Regions from separate parts of the Mus musculus genome. Here all the other regions are linked to region 2. Evidence: chromatin loops called from intact Hi-C (ENCODE). Cell type or tissue: heart. All regions are shown on one strand. Region 1 holds the start of E430024I08Rik (a long non-coding RNA gene). Region 2 holds the start of Sdha (succinate dehydrogenase complex, subunit A, flavoprotein (Fp)). Region 3 has its middle 29 kb from the start of Zfp825.

Evidence for each region. A loop is a pair of places that touch in the nucleus more often than their neighbours do. Peaks named below come from ENCODE experiments on the same cell type or tissue, not always from the same donor. Only the 100,000 strongest peaks of a DNase experiment are listed, where the experiment ranks them.
Region 1: a loop joins it to region 2, with 2.6 times the contacts of the local background. A loop is called at or near these places in 9 of 42 quality-filtered maps.
Region 3: a loop joins it to region 2, with 2.7 times the contacts of the local background. A loop is called at or near these places in 23 of 42 quality-filtered maps.

Annotation. Positions count from the first base shown.
Region 1 is chr13:74,461,314-74,463,813 of GRCm38, reverse strand. E430024I08Rik (a long non-coding RNA gene) reads left to right here and starts at 202. Exons shown (of 8, transcript XR_003950546.1): 1 at 202-605; 2 at 1,148-1,232. In heart, no CTCF peak of the experiment used is centred here; a DNase peak (open chromatin) is centred at 1,023; H3K4me3 peaks cover 1,501 bases; H3K27ac peaks cover 1,156 bases.
Region 2 is chr13:74,348,722-74,351,221 of GRCm38, reverse strand. Sdha (succinate dehydrogenase complex, subunit A, flavoprotein (Fp)) reads left to right here and starts at 982. Exons shown (of 15, transcript NM_023281.1): 1 at 982-1,076. The coding sequence starts at 1,014. It overlaps Ccdc127 (coiled-coil domain containing 127), which reads right to left and starts at 905. Exons shown (of 3, transcript NM_001168659.1): 1 at 814-905. In heart, a CTCF peak has its summit at 1,026; a DNase peak (open chromatin) is centred at 931; H3K4me3 peaks cover 2,500 bases; H3K27ac peaks cover 1,497 bases.
Region 3 is chr13:74,521,961-74,524,460 of GRCm38, reverse strand. It overlaps the pseudogene Gm20590. Among named protein-coding and RNA genes, the nearest start is that of Zfp825, 29 kb to the right of the region's middle. In heart, a CTCF peak has its summit at 1,433; a DNase peak (open chromatin) is centred at 1,850; H3K4me3 peaks cover 1,504 bases; H3K27ac peaks cover 1,356 bases.

The sequences.
Region 1 (2,500 bases), 110 kb before region 2:
TTGGCAATGAATGTGCTAAGCCATTATTGGACTAGGAGGACCACTGTCTGTGAGACATTCTATTAATCCCCTTTCTACATACATAAAGAAATTCGTCCTATGAGATGAGGTACGATTATCTGTACTAATACAACTGTGGTTTGTCTCCACCCTGCCACTGAGGAAGATGCGCTGGCTAACAACAGTGCTCTACACTGTTTGTCATCTCTTTCCTGGTTTTCTCCCAAGGTTGTTTCATACCTCTTTGGTGAAAAGGACCTGCATTTCCCCTGGTCCAGCATCAAGCTACAAAACAAAACTCTTGTATCCTAAAATCCTCTTTAGTGTTATTATCCTGGGCATCCTTCCACTGGTGAGCCAGATTGATAACTCCACTCCCAGTTTAGTAAAAGGCTAGCGACCTTGATTTCAGGAAGAAGGGGAAGTGCTGTGAGGAAAGCTCAAGCAAGCCAGGAAGTAGGTCATGGTGAGTGCAGGACCACTGCTACAACGGGAAGGAGCAGGCGGCTGAACAGCCTGAGCTGAAATGCTGTCTCCACTCCCACCGCTCGGAGGATAGACACAAATGCTAATGGAGAGCAAGTCAGACCAGAGATCTGGAAAAGGTCTGACCCAAGACTGGAAGCTCTATTTAACCTTGAGGAGGGGTAAGACTCATTGGGCAATCTAGGGCCCCAGGCGGATCTGCCAGTCAGACAATGAGGAGGGTTCTTCCGGGTGGCTTGCTGCACGTTCGTTTTGGAATGCAGGAGTGAATAGTCCTTTCCGTCCTGCTTTGAGTAATGCTGTTGGGTGCCATTGGGGACCTTAAGCGAGCTCCGAAGTTGAGACATGGTGAGTGCGAGATCACTGCCCACAAAGGGGAGGAGCAGGCGGATGAACAGCCGGAGCTGCAATGGTGGATCCTCCTCAAAGTCGGCCTGGGACCACAGATAGAGGAGGCTCTAGGAGGATAGGCACAAATGCCACCCGAATGCAAACCACTCCCGAGATCTGTAAAAGGACTGGACCGGGACAGGAAGCACACTTTAATCTAGAGGCGGGGTAAGACTCGCTGGCCAATCAAGGATTCCAGGGCGAACTGCCAGTCAGACAATGAGGCGGGGTCTTCCGGATGCCTTGCTGGAAGTTTGTTTTTGCTCTACAGGATTGAACCGTCTCTGTGTCTTGCTTTGAGCGCTGCTGTTGGGTGCTGTGAGTGGACCTCAAGTAAGCTCCGTTTTTGAAACATGGTAAGCGCATGGTTACTGTCTATAATGGGTAGGGGCAGGTGGCTGAGCAGTGGGAGCTGAGGTGGTGTGTCCTCTCTGGGGCTGTATGGGAAGCCTCAGCCAGATGTAACCAGATGTGGCCAATTGTGCGGTCCTTTGTGATGCTCCTCACTTGCTAAAACAGGCGGTGAACTCTGAATAACATCAGTATCAGGGCTGAATCAGCTCAAAACATTAGGATTAGGGGCTTGCTTGTAGAAATTTCACGGGCAGGATGCCAAACTTGGAGAGCCCTAGTTTCTCTTGAATCTTCTATAAGTTTTGCCCCCAGCATTTACCTATTAAGTATAAGATCCATTTGTAGTTAATTTTGTGGAGCTGTTAAAAGGCATCTCATGTGTTGGGTAGCACTCCCATACTAAGCTGAGATGTAGAAGAGTAGAATTGATGATTTAAATGGTTTACCAAGCTTAAGAAATAGTGACAGTAAGTAGCATTTAGCTGATGGAGGACTGTGTCAAAAACACCCCACAGGTTAGTATGCTAAGCAGGCCGGTTAGAGACTAGGATGCTAGGATTCACATGTTTGCTCCCCAGGTTTGTCTACACAGCTGGCTCCAAACTATAACAAAGGAGAGACAACTGTGATGTACAACCAGCCACTTGGCACATGCTCAAAGCAAAAAGCAGGTCTGTAACAAGCTGCTCAATCCATCATTACAGAGTCACAACCAACATTAATGCCTGGTGTGCCTAAAGCTCCCGTTTTCTAATTGAGAAAAGCATAGTTCTGCCACATGGAAAAATTACACTGGTTGACATCCATTTGAGAAGGAAAAACACCTATGTGCTTGCAGACAGGAGCTGAGCATGGCTGTCCTCTGAGAGGCTCTACCAGTAACTGAGACAGATGCAGATACTTACAGCCAACCAATGGACTCCAGTCAGGGACCCTATGGAAGAGTTAGGGGAAGGATTGAAGGAGCTGTATGGTATACCAGTCCCTTAAGAAGACCAATAGTATCATGTAACCTAGACCCCTGGGAGCTCACAGAGACGAAGCCATCAACCAAAGAGAATACATGGGCTGGTCCATGGTCCCAGGAACATATGTAGCAGAGGACTGCATTGTCTGTACCGAATAGGAGACTATACACCTAATCTTGTAGACTTGATTCCCCCGGGAAGAAGAATGAGGAAGGTGAGGAGTGGGTGAGAGGAGTGGAGATGGGGTGATGGGGCAAGGTCTCAAAGGCAAAGGGAAGGGGGAGGAGGGTAAAGAACCTTGG
Region 2 (2,500 bases):
ACATTTTCCCCAAATATATTTTATCTGCAGTTGGTTGAACCCACCAACGCAGAACCCTTGTAGGGTAAGCTGTCATATTTATTTCCTCTGCACCAACAACATCCATTTTGGGGTTATAAAGTTCAAGGAAATAATTCAAAATATAAAGTGTTGTGCATGAATATATTCCATATTTCCTTATTTATTAATAAAAAAACAAAGAAATAAAATGGGAACGGTTCATTGTAAACTTAAACAATTCAAAATAATGGTCATAAAGATTGTGCACCAAGAGGAAAACCTTAATCTAATATTAACTGAAAATTCAGGAAACAATTACGATTATTGGTTTACTTTTTATGCTATTTAATTCCACCGAACATTTCAGCTATACTCACTAGAAAAATAGAAAAACTATCTGAAAGTGATCAAATGAGAGCGCGTTTGCAATATGGGATGCTAGCCACGATCTAAGCAGCTTTCAGGATGACAACAGGCCGGGCCTCCAGCTTCCCAGCTGCTGTAACGAAGACGAAAGCTTTGGATATAGTTTCTAGTTCAGTATCCTGGCTTTTACGTAGCCCAGTGCAGCTAGCTGCTCCTTGTCCAGCCACCAAGACATCATTCCTACCTACTCTAGAAGTCCAGGGCAGTATGTACCCCCCCCCCCCCCCATTAGTTGAGATTCAAGCGCCCAACAAAACGGGCTCTTATGGAGCTTGCGATCTCCGCCCCAGGACCCTACTTCCATCTCTCCAGATCATCCGACCCTCTCTGTTTTGGCAAACAAGAACCACCCGAGAAGCACTTTAAAGACATTGGCACCTCACTTACCCCTGGAGCAGAGCCCATCAGCGTTGCTGCCACCCTACCTCAGACGTGTTGCCACCGCCGCGTTTACAGGGCGCAGGCGCACCACCACTCACGCGAGCCAGGAGGGGCGTGTTGCGCAGGCGCAGAATCTTCCAAGCCCGACACCCGCGCGACTCGGTGCGCAAGCGCAGTCTGTCGCTGGGGCTTGCGGGAAGGCAGACATGGCCGGGGTTGGCGCAGTTTCGAGGCTTCTTCGCGGGCGGCGCTTGGCGTTAACTGGGGCGGTGAGTTAGTGCCACGAAATGGCAGGCGCTAGGAGTGCGCCACGATTCCACCCGAGTTGGCCTGAGTCTGGGAAGGTGCAGTGGGCCGAAGCCGACTGCTTTCCGGCGAAGGTCACGACCCCGAGGTCGCGGGCGTGGAGTCTGGCCTTCCCCGTCTTGGTCTAGCGAAGTTCTCCAAGGTTAAAGGGAGGGACCGGCCTGTTGCATTCTGGATGCGGACGGGTCTGCGAGTAATCCGTTGGTAGTCTGGGTGTCGACACTAAGACTTATAAGTGATGAGCTTACAGGTTTTGTGTAGTGGCCTTAGCTACTGTTTTTAAATATCAAAGAGATATTTGAAGATACCAGGTGAGACTTCTGCACCGTGTTCATCCAGTCTTGCGACTTCTTTTTGCATTTGAAGAGGTACACAGTGACTCAGGGTTGCAGGGGTCTGATGTTGGCCTCCCAGATTGTCAGATCTTGTCTCAGTGCACTCTTTGCCGGTCACCTGTTATTCGTCACACTCCTAGGGTTTTATTAACGTAAACTAAATTTGACAGGTTGGGTTCTTTAAAGTTCTGTCTCACCTACCTACTTAACAATTTAATTACAAAGTAAAGGCCCTAAGACATTGAACAGTATCGACTTGCATTGTGCATCAAATTATGGCTGCAGTTGTCTATTTTCTGAAATAGATATTAAAATGCATGTTCAATGAAATGTTCAAGGGTTAGTTGGCAGCTATTCTTGCAAGGCCAGAAGGCATTTTCAAACCTTGATAATTTCTGTGATTTGTATTTGCTGCCACAAACTCCTACTTCCACCTCTATCCCTTGGGCTCTGCAAGAAGGGTTTTAAGTCCTGATCATTGAAGCCCTTTACAGGAGATAATAAGTCAGCCACCTATAATTGTAGCAGAATTCTTTTGTAGCAGAAATAGGTGAGCCCACCCCATGCCCAGGATTCACTCCACACACTCAAGGAAAAAAAAAAAAAATAATGATAGTCTGAGCCCAGCTCTGGCTAATGCCCAAAAGGAACAGTCAAGGATAGAAGATTTTTATTAACTTGTATACACCTTAGGTTTATGCTTACCACATATGTTGGCATCCTTAAATTCCTTTCCTATTCCAGATCCAGTTTATGCTTTGACCAGTTTAGACAGAGACAGGAGACTGCAAGTCTGGCCACTTAGGCAGGTGGGAGATTTGCACAGCAAAGGTATTTTTCATTGCCTGAATTGTTTTTAAGTGCATCTTTATTGTTCCTGCCTATGGGCATCTCGTCCAGCTGTCAGAATTAGGCTTTGTTAAGAAGAGAAGTGGAGCTTTATGGAATACCATATTTAAAGTTTATTGTCACCCGGGACTGCCTTCTAGAGGAATGGTCTTTGAAAGAGAAATGGGCTTACTAGTTGTAATTCGGTTTGTCTCCTTTGTTAA
Region 3 (2,500 bases), 170 kb before region 2:
AGTTGAATATTTCTTCCTTGTGTAATAGGGATACTATTGACTAGATGGGACCATTGAGAATAATGGTGGGTATCATTTGATCTTGTGCCATGTGGTTATATTACTTAAAGACCTGGTAAAATTAAATGGCCTATGTTTTATGATATCATTATCAATCATTACCAAGTCCCATGATTGCTTACATTTTATGAGGATTCCCTAAGTGAAATTTAGAACAACCGAAGAAGTAGTGGGTTTCTGTTGTATGTGAACTGGGCCCTTGAGTAGAGTAAACCTATTTCCCATCAGGGAATTCCGGGTTCTTGCATAGCCCCCTTATGACTTTCCTTGGGGCAGGAAGGAAGATGCTGATACTATGAAAAAGAGGACTGGGAAGGCAGATGAGAGAAGAGACAGGAGCTGATTTCACATAGCACAGCAAAATCTTTGTGCTAACCCTGAGCCTAACCCTAAACCTGTAACCCTAACCACTCTAACCCTAATCTAAACAATCTTTATCTTAATCCTAACCCTCTAATCCCCTAACTCTAACCCTGTATCTTGTAAGGGAGTTTTCTTAATTATTCCTTTTGAAGTGAGAAACCCTTGCTATATCTTGGTCTTTTGAGAATTTAAGATCCACCTTTAATCCAGGCTACACATTCTTTCTGAAACCTACATACATAAAGGACCTTAAACAGGGAAGTTCTTTCAAATTGTCTACTTCTTTCCCTACATTTTTTAGCAAGGTGTTTTGTTTGTTCATTCATTCATTTGTTTTGTTTCTAAACTGGCATTAGTAAGTACGTATTTCCTCAGAATTATGGTAAGTACTCAAGATCCGCTGAGATATCAAGCAATGTGAACTCAACAAGTCCTTGATTTTTCTTGTTTCCCTTGGCAATGAACGTGCTCAGCCATTATTGGGCTAGGAGGACCACTGTCTGTGAGACATTCTATTAATCCCCTTTCTACATACATAGAGAAATTCGTCCTACAAGATGAGGTATGATTATCTGTACTAATACAACTGTGGTTTGTCTCAACCTTGCCACTGAGGAAGATGTATTGGCTAACAACAGTGCTCTACACTGTTTGTCATCTCTTTCCTGCTTTTCTCCCAAGGTTGTTTCATACCTTTTTGGTGAAAAGGACCTGCAGTTTCCCTGAAGCCAGCATCAAGCTACAAAACAAAACCCTTGTTTCCTAAAATCTGCTTTCATATTAATATCCTGGGCATCCTTCCACTGGTGAGCCAGATTGATACCTCCACTCTCAGTTCAGTAAAAGGCTAGCGAACCTTGATTTCAGGAAAAAGGGGAAGTGCTGTGAGGAAAGCTCAAGCAAGCCAGGAAGTAGGTCATGGTGAGTGCAGGACCACTGCCACAAATGGAAGGATCGGGCAGCTGAACAGTCTGAGCTGAAATGCTGTGTCCTCTCCCACCGCTTGGAGGATAGACACAAATTCTAATGGAGAGCAAGTCAGACCAGAGTTCTGGAAAAGGTCTGACCTGGGACTAGAAGCTCTATTTAACCTTGAGGAGGGGTAAGACTCACTGGCCAATCAAGGCCCCCAGGCGGACCTGTCAGTCAGACAGAGAGGGTTGTTCCGGATAACTTGCTGCAGGTTTGTTTTGGAGTGCAGGAGTGAATAGTCCTTTCTGTCCTGCTTTGAGTACTGCTGTTGGGTGCCATGGGGGGACCTTAAGCAAGCTCTGAAGTTGAGACATGGTGAGTGCGAGATCACTGCCCAAAAAGGGGAGGGGCAGGCGGATGAACAGCCAGAGCTGCAATGGTGGATCCTCCTCTAGGGCTGCACGGGACGAAGATAGAGGAGGCTCTAGGAGGACAGGCACAAAGGCTACCCGAATGCAAAGCACTCCCGAGATCTGTAAAAGGACTGGCCCCGGACAGGAAGCACACTTTAAACTAGAGGAGGGGTAAGACTCGCTGGCCAATCAAGGCTTCTGGGCGGAACTGCCATTCATACTTTGAGGCGGGGTCTAACGGTTGCCTGCTTGAAGTTTGTTTTTGCTCTGCAGGATTAAACAGTTCTCTGTATCCTGCTTTGAGCGCTGCTGTTGGGTGCTGTGAGGGGACCTCAAGTAAGCTCCATTTTTGAAACATGGTAAGCACATGGTTACTGTCTATAATGGATAGGGGCAGGTGGCTGAGCAGTGGGAACTGAGGTGGTGGGTCCTCTCTTGGGCTGGATGGGGAGCCTCAGCCAGATGTAACCCAATGTGGCCAATTGTGTGTTCCTTTGTGATGCTCCTCACTTGCTAAAACAGGCGGTGAACTCTGAATAACATCAGTATCAGGGCTGAATCAGCTCAAAACATTAGGATTAGAGGCTTGCTTGTAGAAATATCACGGGCAGGATGCCAAACTTGTAGAGCCCTGGTTTCTCTTGAGTCTTCTGTAAGTTTTGCCCCTAGCATTTACCTATTAAGTATAAGATCCATTTGTAGTTAATTTTGTGGAGCTGTTAAAAGGCATCTCATGTGTTGGGTAGCACTCC